2 separate regions of the Homo sapiens genome follow, and region 2 is linked to region 1. Evidence: read pairs that join two places in POLR2A ChIA-PET (ENCODE). Cell type or tissue: MCF 10A. All regions are shown on one strand. Each heading gives the region's core, and the rest is flanking DNA. Links, peaks and the distances in the headings are about the cores only.

What was found. ChIA-PET counts read pairs that join two places held together with the same protein. Peaks named below come from ENCODE experiments on the same cell type or tissue, not always from the same donor. Only the 100,000 strongest peaks of a DNase experiment are listed, where the experiment ranks them.
Region 2: POLR2A ChIA-PET joins it to region 1 with 9 read pairs; 3 of 35 experiments call an interaction of 5 or more read pairs at or near these places.

What each region holds. Positions count from the first base shown.
Region 1 is chr4:26,774,011-26,786,262 of GRCh38, reverse strand. It overlaps a transcript of TBC1D19 not described here. Among named protein-coding and RNA genes, the nearest start is that of STIM2-AS1, 80 kb to the left of the region's middle. In MCF 10A, for the core only: no CTCF peak of the experiment used is centred there; DNase peaks (open chromatin) are centred at 5,482 and 6,332.
Region 2 is chr4:26,835,671-26,845,522 of GRCh38, reverse strand. It overlaps a transcript of TBC1D19 not described here. Among named protein-coding and RNA genes, the nearest start is that of STIM2-AS1, 20 kb to the left of the region's middle. In MCF 10A, for the core only: no CTCF peak of the experiment used is centred there; a DNase peak (open chromatin) is centred at 5,732.

The DNA of each region.
Region 1 (12,252 bases), core at 4,351-8,350:
TACTCACTGACAACTGGCTAATGACTGAGCACTCACCCTGCTTTTATGGGCAGCCACGTCCCAGGAGCAAGAGGCAAGGTGGCTAGGCTTAAACGAGGCCATTCAAGAAATGTCAGCAGATGAAGGGTCTTTTGCCAAAGTCCTGAGCCAGTGCCTCCTGGAACCCAAAGAAACCCTAATTTCAAACTCTTTCAAAACCTTTTGACAGGGACACACTGCTGTCAAGAAAATCCTGTAATGAGCATGGAGCTTTAGCCTTGAGATTGTAATCACAGGAAATGTAGTGTTCAGTTTCCTAAGAAACCATTATTCTTTTTCTTTCCATTCTGCCTGCCTACCCCTGTGTATTACAATGGAAGCCTCTGGTGAGTGGAATACAAATCCAAAATACTCTTCAATAGCAGCCAAAGTGGTATTTCTAAAAAGTTCCTAAAGACCCCAGTGCTATGTGGCACAAAGAAAAGGAATGATAAAAGCAGCAGTTGTCTGAAACTGAATCTGTTCCTGTTCACATATATGAACAGACAAGCAGTTGTATTTACAGTCATCTCTACACACACACACACAGTGTACGTCTGTGTGTGCATGCAATGCCGTGGTCCCCACCCAAACACCTGCCCATCCAGATTGAGTTCTTTTTCTAGTCCTGCTCACACTTTGTGCATTATTTTTGCCACACTGTACTATGATCTTTTGTTTACCTGAATACTTCCTCCACTAGACAGAGAACTTCTTGAGAGGAATAACTATGTCATCATCATCGTCATCATTGTCATTGTAGTAATAGTTAACTTGTGTCACTGCTAACTATTGACATGGTTATCTTTTCTATGTACATTGTTGGACTTCATCCTGCCAAAACAACGCTGTGCTCTTACAGTTCTTGGGTGCCATTTTGTTCTCTGAAGTCCTTTGCATATTTCAGCAAGGTCTATCTTACTTTTATTTAATTTTTTAAAAGTTTAATTTTAAAAAGAAAAAGAAGCAACTATTTGGGAGAAATGTTAGGCTATCCCTACTTTTTCCCTTTATTGAATTTGTCATCCTAGAGACACTTTTGAATTGGATTGTAAAAACTACCAATGCCATGTCAAAATAATAGCTAGAGTGGGTAGGGAGATAAAAAGACCTAGATCTGAAATGGCTTCTAACATTTCAAATGGCTATGTGATTTTGGGCCAGTCCCTGCACCACTCTGAGCCTCAGTTTTAACTCATGTGAAGCAGTTTCTTTTGGTGGATATTGGGAGAACTAGGGAGGACCTAGGCCCAATGCTTAGCATGGCGTGTGGCACCAATAATAAGCAATAATAAATTGTGGTTATTGTTACCATTATTTTCATGGTCAACATTCACCCTTTGATACTGGAGAGTAACATAAGCTGGGATTTAGTATGAATGTATATCATGGCAGTTTTTAATTATCTAAAAATTATTAGCCAATGCTCCCCAAGGCAGAGAACTACTTTTCTTCTCATAAATTCAGAAAGTGCTTAGTATCAGAACATGAACCTGCTCTCCAAGAGATATAAGGATACTCAAGCATGTTGTCACTGGAGGCCTTAGGAGCTTTGTAGGCGGAGGAAAGCAGAAGTAGACAGTCTTGGAAATGTCTCTTTGGTATGTCAACAGTGAGAAGAAACTGTGAGAAGATTTGGGAATGTCCATAACAAAGGTTTCTGATGGGCAATTGGGTGGATTGCCCAGTGTTTCACCAGCCCAGCATACACTGGTAGCCTGAAGAAGCAAGGTGAGGATGAGGCTAGCCATAGCCTAAGATCTGAGGTTGGGCTCCAGGGCTCCTGCCAAGTGCCTTGGGTAGTCACAAGATGGCTATTGGCCTGAGAGATAAGAGGCTGACACAATAATTTTTAATCTCTCACTGCCTTCTCAATACTGGACTTATGGAACAAAGAGATGGTAGTAAAGACCCAGTCTCCAAGATTCTTTACTAGGAGACTCAATTGGAAGAAGCCCAGGGGTATCTCCTGGGATTCTGGGTAACCCTTGCTCTAATGCTGTCAGTCACCATAGCCTTTGTCTTAGCCTGCACAGTTTCTCTACCCCTACCTTAGTGTGAACAAGTTCATTCAGGTTGTTTTGTATGCCTGGGAAGGATGAAGAAGTTTTTATTGAGGGTGAAAAACTGGAAAGGCAATTTGAAGCCAAAGCCATTGAGTGGCCAAAAATCTCAACAAGATTAGTACACAGGGCTTCCAGGAGGATGGAGGATAAGTTCAACTCTGACCTGGTTCCCTGGTGACCAACAAAGAAACTTGAAGGGGGAGTTCTGGAGATGGCAACCACCAGAGGCACCTCTGGACCATTCCCAATGTTTTGAATTTAGAGAACATACTTGGATGCTCCTCATAATTTGGTGGCCTAAGATGCATGGTGGCCTAAGATGCATGGTGGCCTAAGATGCATGGTTGCCAGGCATTGTAGGGGAATTATGAGCAGCACATGTTTCTCCAAATGCAAAACCATGAAGAGCATTTCTTCTCAACTGATTCATCCCCACCCGCATCCTCCTGTCTTATATCTCCCCCATCTAGCTATTATTTTGACACTGTATTGCCAATCTTTACACTTCAGTTCAAAAAGCATACCCCCTTTATTTCTCAGAGATGACAAGTTCTTTTGCATAAAAGTGGATAAATAGGATTGGCTAATATTTCTACCAAATATCTTTTTTTTAAAAAATGTGCTTTTTATCTTGGAATAAGACATTCCAAATTGTTCTGATTATTCTGTTCAAAATGTTTGAACACTCAAAACGTTTTTCAGGAGACCTTCAATCTGAAACCAAACATTTTTCCCTCATTCATTTCAATAGGTGTTTCTCTAACATATGGCAAGTCATTGTCAGTGATGAGCATTTAGAATTAATCACTCCTTATGCCTTTAATTAAATCTTCAAGTTGGAAACTATGAGATACTTTATTCCAAATACCCAGAGAAAACATGAGCAGCCTTCATTTCTTGTTGTAACAATGCCAGTTTTCCATAATCTGACCTTCACGTGACACCAGTGGACCAGAACCTTTCTTCAAAGCACTGTATGTATTTTTATAACCTAGATGCTCAAGATGACGACAGAGGATTATCTTCGATTATTAAAGATGTTGGAACATTCTTTATTACAGATGGAAAAAATAGCCCCGCGGTTAGTTATGATCCATGCTTGAAGCTGATTTGAGTTGTCTTTTGTTGTCACAAGGTGTGGACTCCAACTGTGGATTGTACAGGATTATAAGTACCTATGTTCTTTAGGAACAATATTTCAAAGCAGATTAGATACATGACTCACACATTCTGCAGTCGTATTTTGCAGTAAATTGAGAGTCATGTTTGATCATAAAAAATTCAAATATACTTACAAAGAGAAAACAATCTGTATTCTCTTTCCTGAGCAAGCTGGTTTTTTTTTTTCTCAAGGAAAACTTTTGGATATATTGCTTTTGGGATATATAGTATGCTCTGTTTTCTTATTCCACACTCTTTTGTTTGTTTTATTAAAAAAAAAGTCAATGTTTTTAATCCATACATCCTTTTCTTCTAGAATATGAATAAATAAATGATTAGTCACTAGAAACACTGGCATAGCCACAAGATGCCAATGTCAAAAGCAATCTAGTTTGACAGTAAAGCTTTTGGTTTAAGCTTTGTCTCTCAAGCACAGAAAGTACAATGCTAAATTTAAGAGAAAGATGCAAAACTACATATAATTAAGAGTCTAATTCCAGTTTTGACGTTTGGCTGCTGACAACTTTCAAGCCCCGTGACTGCCCTTTCCATTTGGTTCCACATCTGGACAAGCTGATAAGAAAACCCCAGTGCACCAGTGAGAAGTTCAAACCATGCAGTGTTCAGTCTGTGTGCAGGAGCCCTCCACTCAGCCCCACACTCTAACTGCGATAAAAACCCCAAGCTAGTCTCCTTTCCCTGCTTTCTCAAGCCATTTATGGACTTCCTTGGAATCCTACTCTGCTCTTTCTAGAAAGCCTCATTATGCAAGAAACCTTTCCATACCCTCTTAAGATGTATGTGTGACATCATCAGTTTTGACATCTGAACCAAATTTTGGGTTGGGGGGAGTCCATCCTGCCTCTGCGGGGTGATAAAAACAGTAGAGTGTGATTTCATTAAAACATCTTAAATATAGATACATATCAACCATTACATATGTGAGCAGGAAGAAAAGCCACAAAGAAATACACCAAAACATTCACAGTGATTATCTGGGCAGTAGGATATGTGTGCTTGCTTTCCTCTTCATGTTTCTCTGTATTTTCTAAAATTTCTGCTATAAAGGTATATTTTTTTTATAAGCAGATATCAATGTAACATGGAAGTGAGTAAAAAATGTTCTGCCTTAAGAGAAAATAATTAAAATGCTCAAATCATTTTTATTAGTTTTTAAACATTTGCCTAATCCTGAATTACAAATACAAAAAAAAAAAAATCAACCTTGATGATCTATTCTTCCTCTCTCTTAAAAAGAAAACAAAGGAAACCTAAGTAGAAGTTAAGTTTCACTTTTTAGTAAAGTTGTAATCTAATCTTTGAAACTATTTGGATGTAAGTCAGCATGGGAAAACATATTTCTGCTAAAAATACCATTATCCTCAGGACTTAAAGGCTGAACCAAACTCATTTAAACCTAGAACCACTTAAAATGTTAATTAAAAAGGTATTAACATCAGCATCCTGCATGTGGCCAATCTTGCAGATTTTTACCCTAGGAACAGTAGGTCCTGTTCTGTAAATTTCCTTTTAGATAGATTGGGGTGGCGAAAAGAGAGAAACTACATAGGCCAGACACACACGACCTCCCAGTGGAAGAGGTTTTATTTCCCCCGTCTTAGAGGTGAGAGAACTGACATCCAAGGTCACATCACTAGGAAGTTGCAGAGAACCAGGTAACCTGACTTGAGAGCCTCACTTTGTTACCCAGCCCCCCTTACCTCTAGAGAACCCCAATTCAACCTGATTTAAAGGGGCTCAACAAATAATGGTTTGATAAAAGCAATGGCCCTCAAACTTGGACTTGCACCAGAATCACCTAGAGAGCTGGTGAGACACAGAATTCTGTATCCCAGCACCAGAGATTCTGCTTCAGTAGGTCTGGGATGGTGTCTGACAATTATTTCTAACAGGTTCCCAGGTGATGCTGATGCTGCTTCCCAGGGACCACACTGAAAATAGTAAGTGAGAGCAAGAACCTCAACTCTGGACTTTCCAAGGCACATAGTTCAAGACCTGGATCCTAGAGGCCCTAAGTATTTATGTAATTTATTTGATGCTTAAGGCTGCCGGAGGGCCTGTGTAGCCACTGAGCCTTGCCATCTCATAGATGGCAAATCTCCACACATCAGGAACTTCCCTCCAGAGGTGCCAGGCTTCCTCCATTGTCCTCAATTGGCTAGTCAGCTACCCCTTAGGTGAAGTTTTACTAGGCCAATGACTCACTTCAGGGCCAGGAAATGTCTTCTCTCATTTCAGCCCTAAAAAGCCTACATAGAAATAGTACTCTCAAGGGAGGTGTTACAAGGCTGGGGCAAGTGAAGACAGGAACTTAAGTCTACTCAGACCAGTTGCAGGAGACCAGAAGCCTGTCGCAAGGGCTGAAACAGATTGCACTGTGGGTAGCTGGCTACTTGCTAGCTGGGACACTGGTCTTGGGCAGTTTGTTGAGCCACCTCATCTGGGAAATGAAGTTTTTCCTTGGCTGTCCTTTGGGAAGCAATGAGGATTAATTATCATCTGATGCTGTTAGTAGGGAGGAGAAACCTGCTCAATCTCTGAGCCACATTGCCTCTTTCAGTTCCCAGAGTAGCTTTCCCTAAATGGTTGGAAACTGTAAGGAAATTAAAGAGTCTCAAGAATCTGGGTGAAAAGTGTTATTCCGCAGGGTAAAAAGGTTATGTTCTGACGACCAGTTTTATCTGGCATGTGGTAAGATGCCTTGTTAACTAGTGCTTAGGAAAATGTCATTGAATAAGCCCCAAATAAATGTGGGACGATCCTAATTTAGAAACAGATTTTAAGAATCCTCTACTTGGCTGCCTTTATGTTGAATATCCTAAGGTCTCAGTTTTTCCCTTCTCTTTCTGTTCTTTCCTGTCAAAGCTAGACAAAGTGAATTAGTTTGCTCTTCTGTAGAGGTTAACTTTTGGCCCAGTGGAATTCTGGGTAAGTGTTTCGCCATCTCAGAAATGGCCAGCTAAGGCTGTTGAGGATTCCTTAGCCCTGGCATGTCCAGAGGGAAGCCCTTACCTAGCTACACCAGCAAGATTTCCCACTCTGCCACAGGCCAGGGGATGAGTCAAAACTTTGGGATACAGCCAAACCCAGTGTGGACCTGCCACCACACTCGACAAGTCCCACACAACCTGCTGATGACAGTTGCTTGGGTCTTGCCAAGGGAAAAATATGTAAATTATAAGCTGGAGTGAGAATAGTTCATGTTCAGTCCTGCCAAGCTATCAGACCACATATTGTGTGTCATGAATGGATCTGTGATGAAAAACAAATCAAGTTCCATCATGCCATATCTCTTAGGCACTTATCCCCAGGGCCCTTCTTATTCTGCTGGCTTAAGCTCCTCTGTGTTATGGCCTGAGATTTTGCAGTTTTGACTTAGTCCAAAACCCAAGTAAGCACACAGCAGACCAAGCAAGTGCCCCAGTTGCTGCTGGGAAGCCTGGAGACAGGAACCCAGGGAAAAGAAAGAGAAGGACCCGGGGAAAGAAAGGTAGACAGATGGTGAAGGCACAGGCAATGAGAAAAAAGTATGTGTTTGCAAGAACTCTTGCCTTGGGGCTGCAAGCAGCAGCCTGATCCCAACTGTCTGGCACACCTAGGTGGGTCTGCCCAGCACCAGGTGTGAAGTAACCTGGGGAGCCTTGTAAGAGCCTGCAGCACCTCCACCCCTTCTCCCGGAGTTCCTTTTTTGCTCTCAGGTGGAGTTAGAAGGCCAGGACTGTGCCTTAGAGAAGCTTTCCTTGATTAGATGCTATTTGTATTTATTGACATTGTTGAAGGAGGCTTCCGGTAGTTTCATTTAACTCCAGAAACTTTTAGGAGCAGCAGAAACTACCATTCGAGAACTTGTTAGAAATGAAGAATCTCAGGCCCCAAACTAGATCTACTGAATCAGCATGTGAAGATGAGAAGCTCCCAGTATTCTTAGGAACATGAAGGACTAACCGTACTGTTTTAAGACCTAGCTCCCAAACATGGCTATACTTTGGATCACTTGGGGAGTTTTAACATATGCTATGCTCCATCCCCAGAGATTCGGATTTGATTTAATTGATAGGGGTTGTGGCTTGGGTATCAGGAATTAAAAATTATTCCAAGGGATATCAGTATGCCATAAAATTTGAGAATTATAGCCTAAAATACCTTTAGATTTTTCTCTAGACCAGTGTTTCTTAAATTGTAATGGAGATTGAAATAACCTGGAGATCTTATAAAAATTCAGAATCTCATTCAGTAGGACTGGAGCAACTGAGATTCTTCAGTTCTAATGGGGTTTCTGGTAATGCCAATGATGCTGGTCCAAGGGCTAGATTTTGAGAAGCAAGACTGTAAGGCATATGAGAGTGACCATCTGAAGGAAAAGCAGTGAAATAAACTCAGAAAGGACCCAGGCGGCAGGGTAATATGGAAAAAAGACCTAAAGATTCATAGTTGAGCAGACCTCGGTTCTGGTTCTTCCCCTACCACCTGTGGAATCTTGAATAAATTATATAATCTTTCCTTTCCTTTTTCCTTTCCTTCTTCCCTTCCCCCTTCCCTTCCCCCTTCCCTCCCCTTCTCTTTCCTTTCTTTCTTTTTTTTGAGATGGAGTCTCACTCTGTTGTCCAGGCTGGAGTGCAGTGGCACGATCTTGGCTCACTGCAAGCTCTGCCTCCCAGATTCACGCCATTCTCCTGCCTCAGCCTCCCGAGTAGCTGGGACTACAGGCTCCCGCCACCATGCCTGGCTAATTTTTTCTATTTTTTAGTAGAGACGGGGTTTCACTGTGTTAGCCAGGATGGTCTCAAACTCCTGACCTTGTGATCCATCCACCTCGGCCTCCCAAAGTGCTGGGATTACAGGCATGAGCCACTGTGTCCGGCCTCTTTCCTTTCCTTCTCTCTCTCTCCCTCCACACCCCACCATGTCTCCCTCCCCTCCCTTCCCCTCCCCTTCTTTTTTTCTTACAGGGCCCTGCTCTGTTGCCCAGGTTGAGACGCAACTGCATCCTCAGCCTCATGGGTTCAAGCAATCCCCCCACCTCAGCCTCCTCAGTAGCTTGGACCACTGGCATGTACCGCCACGCCCTGTTAATTTTTTATAGAGACAGCGTCTTATTATGTTTCCCAGGCTAGTCTTGAACTCCTGGGCTCCAACAATCCTCACACCTTGGCCTTCCAAAGTTCTGGGATTACAGGCATGAGCCACCATGTCCAGACAAAAAATCTTTCTGATTATCAGTGTCCTCAATTTAAAAATGGGGGTAAGAGGCCAAGAGCATTGGTTCAGACCTGTAATCCCAGCACTTTGGGAGGCCGAGCCTGGTGGATCACTTGACGCCAGGAGTTAGAGACCAGCCTGGCCAACACTGCAAAACCCTGTCTCTATTAAAAAGTACAAAAATTAGCCAGTTGTGGTGGTACACGCCTGTAATCCCAGCAATCCCAGCTACTCTGGAGGCTGAAGCATAAGAATCGCTTGAATCCAGGAGGCGGAGGTTACAGTGAGCCAAGATTATGCCACTGCACTCCAGCCTGAGGGACAGAGAGAGACTCTGTCTAAACAAACAAAACCAAACAAACAGGCAGAGTGCGGTGGCTCACGCCTGTAACCTCAGCACTTTGGGAGGCCAAGGTGGGCAGATCACCTCAGGTCAGGAGTTCGAGACCAACCTGACCAATATGATGAAACCCCATCTCCACTAAAAATACAAACATTAGTGGGGCATGGTGGCGGGCACCTGTAATCCCAGCTACTCAGGAGGCTGAGACAGGAGAATCGCTTGAACCCAGGAGGCAGAGGTTGCAGTGAGCCAAGATTGCACCATTGCACTCCATCCTGGGCAACAAGAGTGAAACTCCGTAAAAAAAAAAAAAAAAAAAGAAGAGAGAGAGATGCCTAATAGAGCTATGTAAAGATATAAAGTGGCCTGTCCCAGCGTTTCCTGTAGAATAACACCAAAACAAGGAAATAAAATAAATTCTGCAACTATAGTTCTACAAGCTATAATTCAACAAAACGTTCTTGAAATAAAAAAATTTGAAATTACATATTGAAAGAGCACACGATGAACTTCAAAATGTGAACACAAAACAACAAACAGAAAGATATATATTAGTTATTACTTGGCTTAATGAAAAGGAAAAAAATCCTTACAAAATCTAGGCAAAAACTGCAAGTGATTTATAAGGGAAAGAAAATTAGATGACCATCTAATTTTAAGCCAGAGAAAAACAGAATAACATATTTAAGATACACAAGGAAAGAAAATGTGAGCCAAGCATTTTACATGTAACTAAACTTACTTTCAAGAAAAAGAGTACATACAAGCTCTTATCAACATATAAACTTAAGAGATTATTTTCTCCCATGAGCCCTTCTTGAGGTATCTAAATAGAAAACAAGCTTCAGACAACCAAAATGACTAGGATGACATTGACACAAGTACAGATGGTGGGTATTCAATATAATTACTTGTAGAACTAAGACTAAGGGGTTAAATGGACTAGGATATAGTCTGCTCTGGCTATATGCTCTGACAATGTAGACATAGTGCAAAATTGGGAAAAACATATAATACAGACATTTACAAACTCTTCTGTTGGGGTGAGTTTTGTTATCTTAAGACTATTATATGTGAATTGTTGGATAAAGCAAATGAATGATTATAGATATTTTATCCCATCACCTCTTGTATTCTTGAAAACTATTATTAGTATGCAGAAAAAAATTATATATATATGAAAGCTTAAGTAAAAATACAAAGTCTGTATTTGAATTTGAAATTACCTCTGAGCACCTGAAAAGGCCTAATAACAATGACCAACCTACTAGCAATGATTAGACCTAACGATCAGATTGTGGCCTTAAAATATTGTTTACTACTAAAAGATACCATGACTTCTTTGAGAATTGACTAATTTCAGGTTTTGGGTAGAAAGTGTATAAGATAAACTTGGAACATCTTGTCATACCTGATGGCAAGTAAGCTTTCAATGATGACTAGAGTCATGACAAAAAAAACTTTACTCCTTGAAGTGGCTGTCACTGACTGAAGATGGGAAACCTTGAACCTCAATAAGGATAAAAACTGCATGGGAATGAAACCCATAACATATCACATTTAACTACATAAGTTCACAATGATATTAAAAAAAAACTGACCACCTTTGAAGAATAATAAGATACCAACTCATTGCCTTGAAAACTGACAAATAAAGGGAAAGCCCTTTATTTGTCAGGATCAAGCAAATCCTGGCTTTCCTGTATGAATTTGTCTTAGTCCATGTTGTTCTGCTATAACAGGATACCTGAGACTGGGTAATTTATAAAGAACAGAAAGTTATAGTTCTGGAGGCTGGGAAATCCAATATCAAGGTGTTGGCATTTGGAGAGGACCTTTTTGCTGTGTCATCTGATGGTGGAAGGGCAAAGAGTAGCCACCCTGAAAGCCCTTTTAGTAAGGCACACATGAAGCTGGAGCCCTCATAGCCTAATCATCTCTTAAAGTCCCCACCTCCCATACCATTATATTGGCAATTAAATTTCTTTGTTTCTTTCTTTTGAGACAGAGTCTCGCTCTGTTGCCCAGGCTGGAGTGTGGTAACACAATCACAGCTCACTGCAGTCTCCACTTCCTGGACTCAAGTGATCTTCCCACTTTAGCCTCCTGAGTAGCTAGGACCATAGGCGTGTGCCACTATATCTGGTTAATTTTTAAAAATGTTTTGTAGAGACAGGGTCTCACTATGTTGCCCAGGCTGGTCTCAAACTCCTGGGCTCAAGTGTTTCTCCAGCCTTAGCCTTCCAAAGTGCTGGGATTACAGGTGTAAGCCACTGCATCTGGCCTGGCAATTAAATTTCAACATGAGTTTTGGAGGGTACAAGCTTTCAAATCATAGCAGTACTGCCCTAAATTATTAAAATGCAATTTACCAGTTCTCAATACTAACATACGAAAAGAGAAAACTTATATGGTTATTCTCAATGGATACAGAAAAGTCATTTTTACAAAATTCAACCTTAGTTCCTAATAAAAAAACTCTCAGCAAACTTGGAATAGAAAGGAAATTCCTTAACCTTACAAAAGGCTGAAGCCTGCTGCTCATATGTAATGGAGACAGAATAAGTGCTTTCCTTCTTAGATTAAGAACTTGTGAGGGATATCACTCTTACAATGTCTACTCAATGTTTTCTTGGAACTTTTAGCAATGCAAACAGACAAGAAAAAAATAAAAGATATTGATATGGGAAAGGAAGCAGTAAAACTGCCTTTATCAGCAGACAATATTATCGTTTATGTAGAAAATATTAGATAATCTACAAAAAAATCTACTAGAACTAATAAGTAAGTTTATCAAGGTTTCTGGTTATAAGATCAATATACAAAAATCAATTGTATTTCTATATAGTATAACAATCCAAAATTGAAATTAAACAACAGCACTTATAATAGCATCAAAAATATGAAACCCAGGGAAAATTCTGACAAGAGATGTTCAAGACCAGTACGCTGACAACAAATGCAGAGATATACCATGACAACATTGCTAAGTGAAATGGAAAAAGATTTAAATAGAGAGATATACCATGTTCATGGATTGGAAGATTCAGTATTATTAAACGGATTAGACTTTATTGTGGAGATTGACAAACTGCTTCTATAATCACGTGTCAAAAACTGAACTAAGAGAGTGCTGATCTGCCAGGAATCAGCATAGCTGATTAAGGCAAAAAACTAAAATGAAAATAAGAGTCAAGCCTTTAGTCACTTGCTGTACTATGATGGTATAAGCAATGTGCCACCTCCCTTTATTTTCCCTGTAAAACAGCTCTGGTTGAGGATCAGGTGGATCAGTGCAGCTGTGGGGAATGGTCTCAATGCCAAAGGAGCCCTGCCCCCCAAAAGGCTCCTGGTGTATTATGGACCTGGGGACCAGGAGGTGAGAGAAGGGAAGGGGTAGGAGAAAAAAAGTACTGAGTATTGGGTTAATGCGGAGAAAAGCAT
Region 2 (9,852 bases), core at 3,836-7,835, 60 kb before region 1:
CTGTTAACAGAAGTTCAGTTTGGGATGATGAAAAAGTTCTGGAGATGGATAATAGTGATAGTTGCCAAACATTGTGAATGTATCTAATGCCACTAAATTGTACACTTAAAAATAGTTTAAATTGTCAATATTATATTATTTATTTTATATTTTACCACAATAAGGAAAGTCTTGAAAAAACATAGAAGTTTACAATAACCCAGTAATTACACTTTTTGAAATGACTCTTGTAGAAATAGACCAAAATTTAAGTAAAGATGTTTATCAGAAAGTTATTTATAATTGCAAAACAACTCTCAGAAGCAATATAATGGTAAAATAAATGATGGCACATTCCCACTAACCTGGCAGCCCCAGGACATCAGGGACCTTGGCTGTTCTTGTTCTCTATCTCATCTCCACCACCTTCCTGTACTTGACACGTAGAAGATAATTGTTGATTTCATTAATATGGTGAAACACTATGTATGAGAATATTTATACAGGATTTTAATGATAGGAAAATGGTCTGTTATAATAAGTGAAAAAAACAGGATAAGACTTGTATATATAATTTAATTTCAACTATACAAAACAGAGGTTCTTGGTATGTGAAATAATGAATTCCCTCATTGTTTCAGCCAATCTGAACTGTGGTTTATAACACCTGAAAACATCCCAAGGGATCCTTCCACCCACACAAGAACTTTACTCATAAAGAGTTCCTCATGCTTTCTCATAGGTTATTAAGGAGAAAAGCGGAAAGTAGAAAAAAATAGTGGTACCATTAATAAAAGTTAGCTGACAGCAAAGGAAAAAACAGGAAAATATTTAAATAAAACACAAAAAAAGCAACTGTATCCCCATAAAACACAGCTGGCTGCAGCCATTTAGCATAGGATCGCAGTTTTACAGACTTGAATAACTTCTTCAGCTATTCTTACAATAATGGATATTTGTAATAATGATCCTGAGTCACTAATACAAATGTCCAGTTTGTGCAATATATTTTGTTTGAGAAGACAGAGCATTCTATAACACAGTTTAGAAGGATTTTCATTACAATGCTTTAAATATTTCAAAGTTTTGGGACTTATGAAATTAAATTCTTCTGGAAATCCACTTAGCTAGAACTTCTCATTTTCCCGATAATATTCAAGAGAAATGAAAAGCTATTTTATTTGACGATCTAAAATTCTTGTATTTATGTTGGAGGTTGGGTTTTCCTAAAACCTGGAGTACATAACAGGTCACCTAGGATGGGGCAGAGGGCTGATTTAAAATGCAGTTTTCTCAACTCGTCCCCTAAAGATTCTAATTTAGTGGGTCTGGGATGACGTTGAAGTACTGGCACTTCTAACAGACACTTCAGATGTTTTAGCCTAGACCTGAAATAATGGAATCAAGATATGAAGACTTAATTTAGGAATTGCTGGAGAGTTACCTGCTTTATTTTAAGGTTATATAGTTTGGATGTCCCCTCCAAATCCCATGTTAAAATATTTTCCCCAGTGTTGGAGGTGGACATGGTAGGAGGTGTTTGGATCGTGGGGCCGGGTCCCTCATGAAAGGCTTGGTGCCATCCCCTTGGTGATGTGTGAGTTCACACGAGATCTGGTTGTTTGAGAGTGTGTGGCACTTCCACACTCTCTTTCTCTTGCTCCCTCTCTTGCCCTGTGACAGGCCTGTTCCTGCTTCACCTTCTGTCATGGGTAAAAGCTCTCCAAGGCCTCCCCAGAAGCTGAGCAGGTGCTGGTGCCCTGCTTGTACAGCCTGCAGAATCATGATTCAATTAAACCTCTTTTCTTTGTAAATTACCTGGTCTAGGGTACACCTTTATAGCAACACAAATAACTGCTTGACACAAAGGTAGTTGAGGATCGTATCTGTCTTGACTTTACCAAGATTATATGATTCTGTTTTTAACTGGAAGGAACTCTTGCTCTGCTATTAATAAAGTTTAAAATTTAGTTTGGGTTAACAACTTTATCTCGGATGTCATATTTACTGTTGATAAAATTGTAATATAGTATATGCCGTTAATGGTCTCCGATGTCAATGCTACATTTTACCAGATGTCTTCATGGTCAGCACTATCTCTTCTTTCTCTATTTGAGATGTTGAATCCCAACCTCTGATACCTAGATGAAGGATGGGTTATCTGTAAGACACTGGGAAAAGCATTATGTGAATATAGAAGAGTCGTAATGAAATGTATTATGTGACTGAAAAGTTTGGGGAGACATAGATTTACTTGGATGTGACATTGATATGTATGGACCTTAACCAAACAAGCATGAAGCTTTAAAAAGTGTCATGTGAACACGTTCCAAAAAATTTTTAATACAGGAATTATTTTGCAACTCATTAATTTCAGTTATGTTTTATGTTTCTGGCAGTGGAAGAATTGTTGTTCCTGATTCTTCTCCTTCCCCTTTTCTTCTCCATGACAAGCCTGTGCTCAGAAATAACTTCTAGTCACCCAGATAGCTGTAGAAACGTATCATGCATGCTGCCTGAAAGACCTGTTCATTCTTAAAACCACAGATCATATATTACCTCCTCCAAGAGCCTTTTCCTAATTGCCCAGGAAGACTTAATTCTTCCTTTTTCTGTGAAAGAACAGAGAAAAATGAAAATGTTTCTACGATTTCATTCATCCATTCAACAATTTAGCAACTACTCTGTTACAAATGTGTGTCGAGATGATATTTCATTAAGAAAACATGGAAATAGGCCAGGCACTGTGGCTCACGCCTATAATCCTAATCCCAGCATTTGGGGAGGCTGAGGCAGGCAAATTGCTTGAGCCCAGGAGTTCAAGACCAGCCGGGGGCAACATGGTGAAACCCCATCTTTACAAAAAAATAAGAGAAAGAAAGGAAAGAAGAAAGAAAAAGAAAGAAAGAAAGAAAGAAAGAAAGAAAGAAAGAAAGAAAGAAAGAAAGAAAGAAAGAAAGGGAGGGAGGAAGGAAAAGGAAAGAAAGAGGGAGGGAGGGAGGGAGGGAAGGAAGGGAAGAAAGGGAAGGAAGGAGAAGGAAAGCCAGGTGTGGTGGTGCATGCCTATAGTCCCAGCTACCCTGTGGTGGGGGGATCACCTGTGCCCAGGAGTTGGAGGCTGCAGTGAACCGTGATCACACCACTGCACTCCAGCCTGGGTGACAGAGTGAGACCCTGTCTCAAAAAAAAAAAAAAAAAAAAAAGAAAAGAAAAGAAAAGAAAAAGGAAAACAAGGAAATGTAAAGGGAGAAACACACTTGAGGGATGATGTCAGGTGAGAACATGTTGAGCTTGAGTTGCCTGCAAACCCCCAAGATACAGCAGGTCTGGAGAGGAGATGCAGAATCCAGACTGAAGATGTAGTGGGGAACCATCAGCAAAAGCAGGCCTGGGCAGAACCAGGTATACAATTTGTGGGGCCTGATAAAAAATAAAAATTTGGTGGCCTTTGTTCAAAGAGCAGGAAAATTGCCATTAAAATGACTAAAGATACTAAGGTCCTAAAATATAAACTATTCCCTTTCCTCCAAGATCTCTCTTTCTCTCTCAACATGTCATGGTGAGTTTTTAATTCACTATTTAATATTGCTCTAAATAAAGATTTTAAATTACTGGCATGAATTTTACTGTTCATCTTTATATTGTGCAATGCCAGTTCTAGATGTAAATATTAGAACATTGAGCTCCTGTCAGAATCACTGACATCACACCATTCATATTTTATGGCTTGACCCCGGATGGTGTCTCAAGCTGGTCAGAAGAAATGAACACAAGCCAGACTCAGAGAAGCTAAAAGGAGAAAGAAAAGGTTCTCACAGGCACAGAGTGGCCCAAAGGATCCAAAAATACGCGTAGGGTAAGTTCAGACTCTCCCAGATGCTCTGGTTGCTGCCGTGGGACTTGGAAGTTCCATATGCCCTTGAGCCTGACAGCTGCCATGTTCCCCCTCTCACCAGCTCGCATGCACCACACCTCAGTGAGGGGCTGGGAAGTCAAGTCAGGCATCTCCACTTTCCAAGAGTCAGTTGTCCCAGCCCATAGCAGATGGGCAATCCCAAGGATATTGCAACCTCTGCATCAAGATGTGCTAGGGACTTGGATCACAGGGGGTAACAGGCTGACCCTCAACAAGTCATACACTTTTTTTTTTTTTTTTTTGAGACAGAGTCTCACTCTGTCACCCAGGCTGGAGTGCAGTGGGGTGATCTCAGCTCACTGCAACCTCTACCTCCCAGGTTCAAGCAATTCTCTTGCTCAGCCTCCCGAGTAGCTGGGACTACAGGCACACGCCACCATGCCTGGCTAATTTTTGTATTTTTGGTAGAGAATTTTGTATTTTTGGTTTCTCCATGTTGGCCAGGGTGGGCTCAAACTCCTGACCTCAGGTGATCCGCCCACCTTAGCCTCCAAAAGTGCTGGGATTACAGGCATGAGCCACTGTATCCAGCCTCATGCACTCAGGCTAGGGTGAGGACAGCCACTGTTGCCAGGCCTTGACTAGAGATGCAGGTGCAAGGACCCCAACCCTTCTTACACCTGCACTCAGCTTCCTGCCAGGGTGGAGGATAATGGCAGTCTTGGGGGGAAGGGTTAGAGGAGGAGAGTGGCAGGACCTGGGTCGGGGAAGGTTGAAGGAACAGGTGGCCAAGAACTCTTCTCAGGCTGAGAAGTGAGAAGAAGGGCAGTGAGAAGGACAGCGCTTGAGCTGAAATGCTAAGTCCCTGGCACATGCTCGTTATCCCATCGTATTTCACTCACAAAACATAAATTCAGAGATAACGTAAGAATTTCAAGATAGCAGCTGCAGAGCACTAACCCATGAGCATGGAGCCCTTCTGAATGTGGGGCTCAGGGCAACTGCACTGACTGCAAGCCCAGGAAGCTAGCCCTGGGTCTACAACATTTCCCACGAGGAGGAGAAAATAGAAGGGGACTAAGAAGGAACACAAGGAGCCTCAATATGATTGAGGTAGGTATGGGGGCCAGGGGAACAGCAGAAAAATGGGCAGAAACAAATAGGCAGAACCTATAAAGAACCAGGCCCAGAGGGCAAGAGAACCATAGACTCATCTACAGTACAGTCTTCTCCTCGGAGGTCTACAGTGATGTCTACTTTCCCTACAAGCATTAAACGAAAATTGAGCCAATAGTTAGAAATTAGAGGCTGGGTGCAGTGGCTCACACCTGTAATCCCAGGACTTTGGGAGGCCAAGGCAGGCAGATTGCCTGAGGTCAGGAGTTTGAGACCATCCTGGCCAACATGGTAAGACCTCGTCTCTACTAAAAATACAAAAATTGGCTGGGCATGATGGTGGGCACATGTAATCCCAGCTACTCAGGAGGCTGAGGCAGGAGAATCACTTGAACCCAGGAGGCGGAGGTTGCAGTGAGCTGAGGTCACACCACTGCACTCCAGCCTGGGCGACAGAGTATAACTCAGTCAAAAAGAAAGAAAGAAAGAGAGGAAGAGAGAAAGAGAAAGAAAGAAGAATTATAAACATTCTCATAAAAACCAAGTTTTCTTTAAAAAAAAAAATCAAAATATTTATCAATGCGGTGTCCACATTCCTCCATGACCAAAATCAACCAGAGACAGCAGCAGCTGCTACCTTAGAAGGGACACATGCCCACAGTTGGACAGGCTTCCTGTGACTCACCCTACGCAATACCAAACCCAGCTTCACCTGTGTAGACTGCAGCCAGCCTATGGGCATGTGAGTTTGGAGCCTCGGGTCTGCATTGCATGTGCAATGCCGCAGAAGGTCAACCAGGAGGAGACCTAAAAATAGGTCATTGGATCTGGCAAGGAGGAAAGCATTGGTGATCTTAATGAGAACAATCTGAATGGAGTTTTGGGATGGAAGCCAGATGGCAGTGGGCGGATAAGTGAATGGGAGGTGATGAAGTTGAGCCAGCAAGGGTAGAGACTAATTTTTTCAGCATTTTTTTTTTGACAGAAAGGGCGGGGGGGTGATGGAAAAGGAGATTGAACCCACCCTGCTATCCCTATGCCTCCCTCATGCTCCTTCCCACACATCTTCTTTAACTAAATAAAGAAGGAAAGTAACATGAAATGAAGCAAGAGCTCTGTTTGAAATTTTACACATTAGAAAAAAATCGATTCAAGACCAGAAGTGGAAATTAACTAGGCTTTTACTATGTCCTATTATAAGTATCATACTCAGAGATCTCAATCATAAGTATTTATTACTGTTGGAATTGGTGGTTAGAAAAATAAAGTTAGGCTGCTTGAGACTAATTCATAGGTTTTAATTTTTTAAAGCCGCTTTAAAATTTTTATCCTATGACGACATCGTTTTTATGGCAAGTTTAAGGAAAAAAAAACCCTTTTTGTTTATATTGTGGAAAGAAAGCAGAGTTGCACAGTTTAGGAGCTATTCTGAAAACCCAGGAAACTATTTGACAGCCCTATGCATGTTTCAAAATAGCAGGTAAACTACTTAAATCCTAAGATGTTGTATAGAATAAGCAACATTCCTCCATTCGATTGTTGAATAAACGAATCTTAAAATAAATGATGACATCTGTTTCCACCTACTGCACTGTTGTTTGGATGTTTCGTGGGCTTGTTTGTTCATATAGAATGTAATTTGGAAGGCTGATATTTTATTATGAACATATTTAGGTTGGGGTTTAACAGGCTCTGCATTTTATGAAGGATCTAACTTGGTCAAATATTCCCTATCCCAAAAGTGGAACTTACCAGAATTATCAGGCCATAAGGCCTCTTGCTTGGTGCTACTGGAAATGCTCTTTGATTTGTTAACAGATTCTGAAAGGCGATTTAGATCAGGTTTTGGAATCCTTGCGAAGTAATCAGATTTTAACTTTGACTTCCTCCAGTCTGACAAAGTACAGGAAGTCTGCTCCCTCCCGCTGTGGCCTACTCTCACCAACTGTTTTGAATGTGTTCTGCAGACTTCACCAGGGGTTCAGGAGATATGGAGCTTTTAACATATATACTGTGTTGGTGTGATTTTATGACTTCTAGTGGATGTCAAGTATGTAAGAACACAAGCGATGCTTTTTTTTTAAAGGGAGAAAATTGTATAATTCTTTTATTCCCGTTTTTCATGAAGTCATATATGTCAGCCAGCCTTTGCTTAATAAACTGCTAGATGTCTTTAATAAAAAACTTTGAGCTGGTGTCTACAACTTTAAGTACCAACCTTTGACACTAATAAATACTTTCAGCCTCTACAGTAAGCTGATACTGGTCACACAGACTGTGTCTCTCTGAAATCCAAACTTGCAAGTCAGTGAGCCAGCTTCGTATACATACGTCCAACAACTGGCCCATTCTACACTCAGATGCAGGTGGTATCGGAAGTTGCATGGGTGAGTAGGCTGAGGGTATGAGGAGGGAAGGACTTGGTGGCAAACAGAGGAAATGGATGGGAAAGGGGCCAAGAGAATGGGAAAATGAGCCATTCTCATTGCCTTGTTTCTTATAATTCAACCACTCTTTAGCCACAAGAAATATAGATTCTGTCCCCACTTAATCATTGAAACTGTTATCTGCAAACCCAGTGGATTTTTCTTCAACCTTTATTCTCCTTAACACCTTGCAGAATGTGACAGTCATTTTTTAGGGGAAAAAATGTCCAATTTTTTTATAAAATCTCCTTCTCTCTGGGCTTATGTAGCACCAACTGTCTTGGTCCTCCTGCTATCAATACTTACCATCCTCCTTTCTAACCAGCCTTTCTCTTACCTCCAACATTTCATCCTTCCCAGACTCACCCGCACCCCACATGCATCCTTGTAGGTCTGGCTTCTCTACTCTTGCCCTTAGTGATCTCATCCGGTGTCCTGTTTTTGCTTGTCTCCTCCATACAGATGATCGCTAAATCATGTTATGTAGCCTCAGCTTCTTTGCCCAGTTATAGATCAATATCAATGACTAGTGAAAAGAGCTAAGAGATTGGAATTTAAATCAAATGATATCACATATGTGAAAACTCCAAGTGCTATACAGATGCCAAATATTATTCTCTGCCTTCCACAGCTTTCAAGCCACTTTCATTCTTCCTGATATCTTCCTGACATCTCCTAGGGGCCCTACCTTCCAGTTAAACAGGGGGAAAATTGTGGTGCCATCTTTGATTTTCCTCTCTCATTCATCTCATCCAACCAGTGCCTCTAAATACTACATATTTGCTAGTCTATTGCATCTTTCTTTTTTTTCCAACTCATCACACTCACCACTAAGCAAAATGGTCTTCTCCATGCCCATCTCCCATTATGGCACTTGACTCAGGCCTCAGTGAATCTCTATTGCTTACCAAAACCAGTACAAACTTTTCCACCCAGTATTGGAGCTTCTCCATTATATAGACCTTTTATGCCTCTGTGGTTTAGTGACTTGCCACTCTCCTATTCATTCACTATGCCCTAACCAAATAGGTTGATTTTCACTCTCCACAACCCCTCCAAACATTCCCATTCTGGACACTTGCTTGGGGCAGTCTCTCCAATGGAATGCCTTTCTGTCTTCTCCCGCTATCCTGTCTTCAAGGCAATATGGGTCTGGGTCCAGGCTCGAAAATAGACTCCCACTCTAGATGTTTCAAACACAGGGAATTTGATACAGTGAATTGATTTCCAAGGTGCTGGGAGGTTTGGAAGAGTAAATGGAAGAAACAGAGGGGTTAAAGGAGCAAGAAAAGAAGCCATAGCTAAAATTCCTTGGGCTGAAGTCCCTACATTCACACTTGCTGCTGTGAGGCTTGCCAGTTCTGGAGAGACAAAGGGACATGGCTGGAACTGCTGGAAAGCTGCTGCCTCTGCCTGGGCTGCTGCAATCTGGAATTCTCCTCCTCCCTGCAACCCCTGCTGCTGCTCCAGCAACTTCCAGCAGTCTTCACTCTCAAAACTAGAGCAGGACTCTTCTCTCTGCTGCTGCCTTTGGATTTTCCTCTGGACCCAGCTGGCAAGGGAGCCTAGGAAATGTAGTTTTCAGACACCTGTTCGTACCTCTACAGAGCATAATATAGAAAGGCAGCTGGGGGTGCAGGACAACAGCTCAAAAGCTGGACAAGGGCCCAGTACAAACACTACATATTCCCTGAAGTGTTTCTTGATTCCCACCTCCCTCTGCCCCTCCAACACCATCAGCTTCAAAAGACTTCTCCCTCTTCTCAATTTTGTCCATGGGTCTCTTTGAATTCATTTAAAATACATTTGTTGAGGAACCCCTCTGTGCCAGGCACTGTGCTAGAAGCTGGAAATACAACTATGAGTAAGACAGACTTGGCTGCCATTCTTCTAGAACTTCATGGAGTTTAAAGTCTAGTTGAGGAGACGTACAATTAAATAAGCAATTACAATGTAGCTTGATGAGCATTAAGACAGGGGAGGTCGAAGTGTCAGGGCACATAAGAATGACGTTTAAACCAAACTGGAAGGGTCAGGAAGTGCTTCCAGAGGAAGCCAAAGTCTGAAGCCAAAGAGGCAAGGGCCAGGGAGAAATGCTCTTGATAGAAACAAAATCATGTCCAAAGGCCCAGAAGTGATAGAGAGAGAGAGAGAGAGAGAGAGAGAGAGAGCACTTCACATGCAAGAACCAGAATGCATGTGGTATAGGCAGCATACGTATTTTGAAGGGGAGAACAGGAAAGAAGAGAATGGGGAGAGATAATGGCTAGGGAAGAAAATAGGCATCACAGAACACAAGCCTGGTGAGCCACATCAAAGTTTGAACTTTACCCTAAGGACAATGGGAAGCCATTGAAGGTTTATAGTAGAAACGTGACATGATCAGGTTTTCATTTAGGAAGTTCATGTTGACTTCAGGGCAAAGAATAGGGTGAAGGGAGGCAGGGCAACTATTTAGGAAGGTGCCAGAGAAAT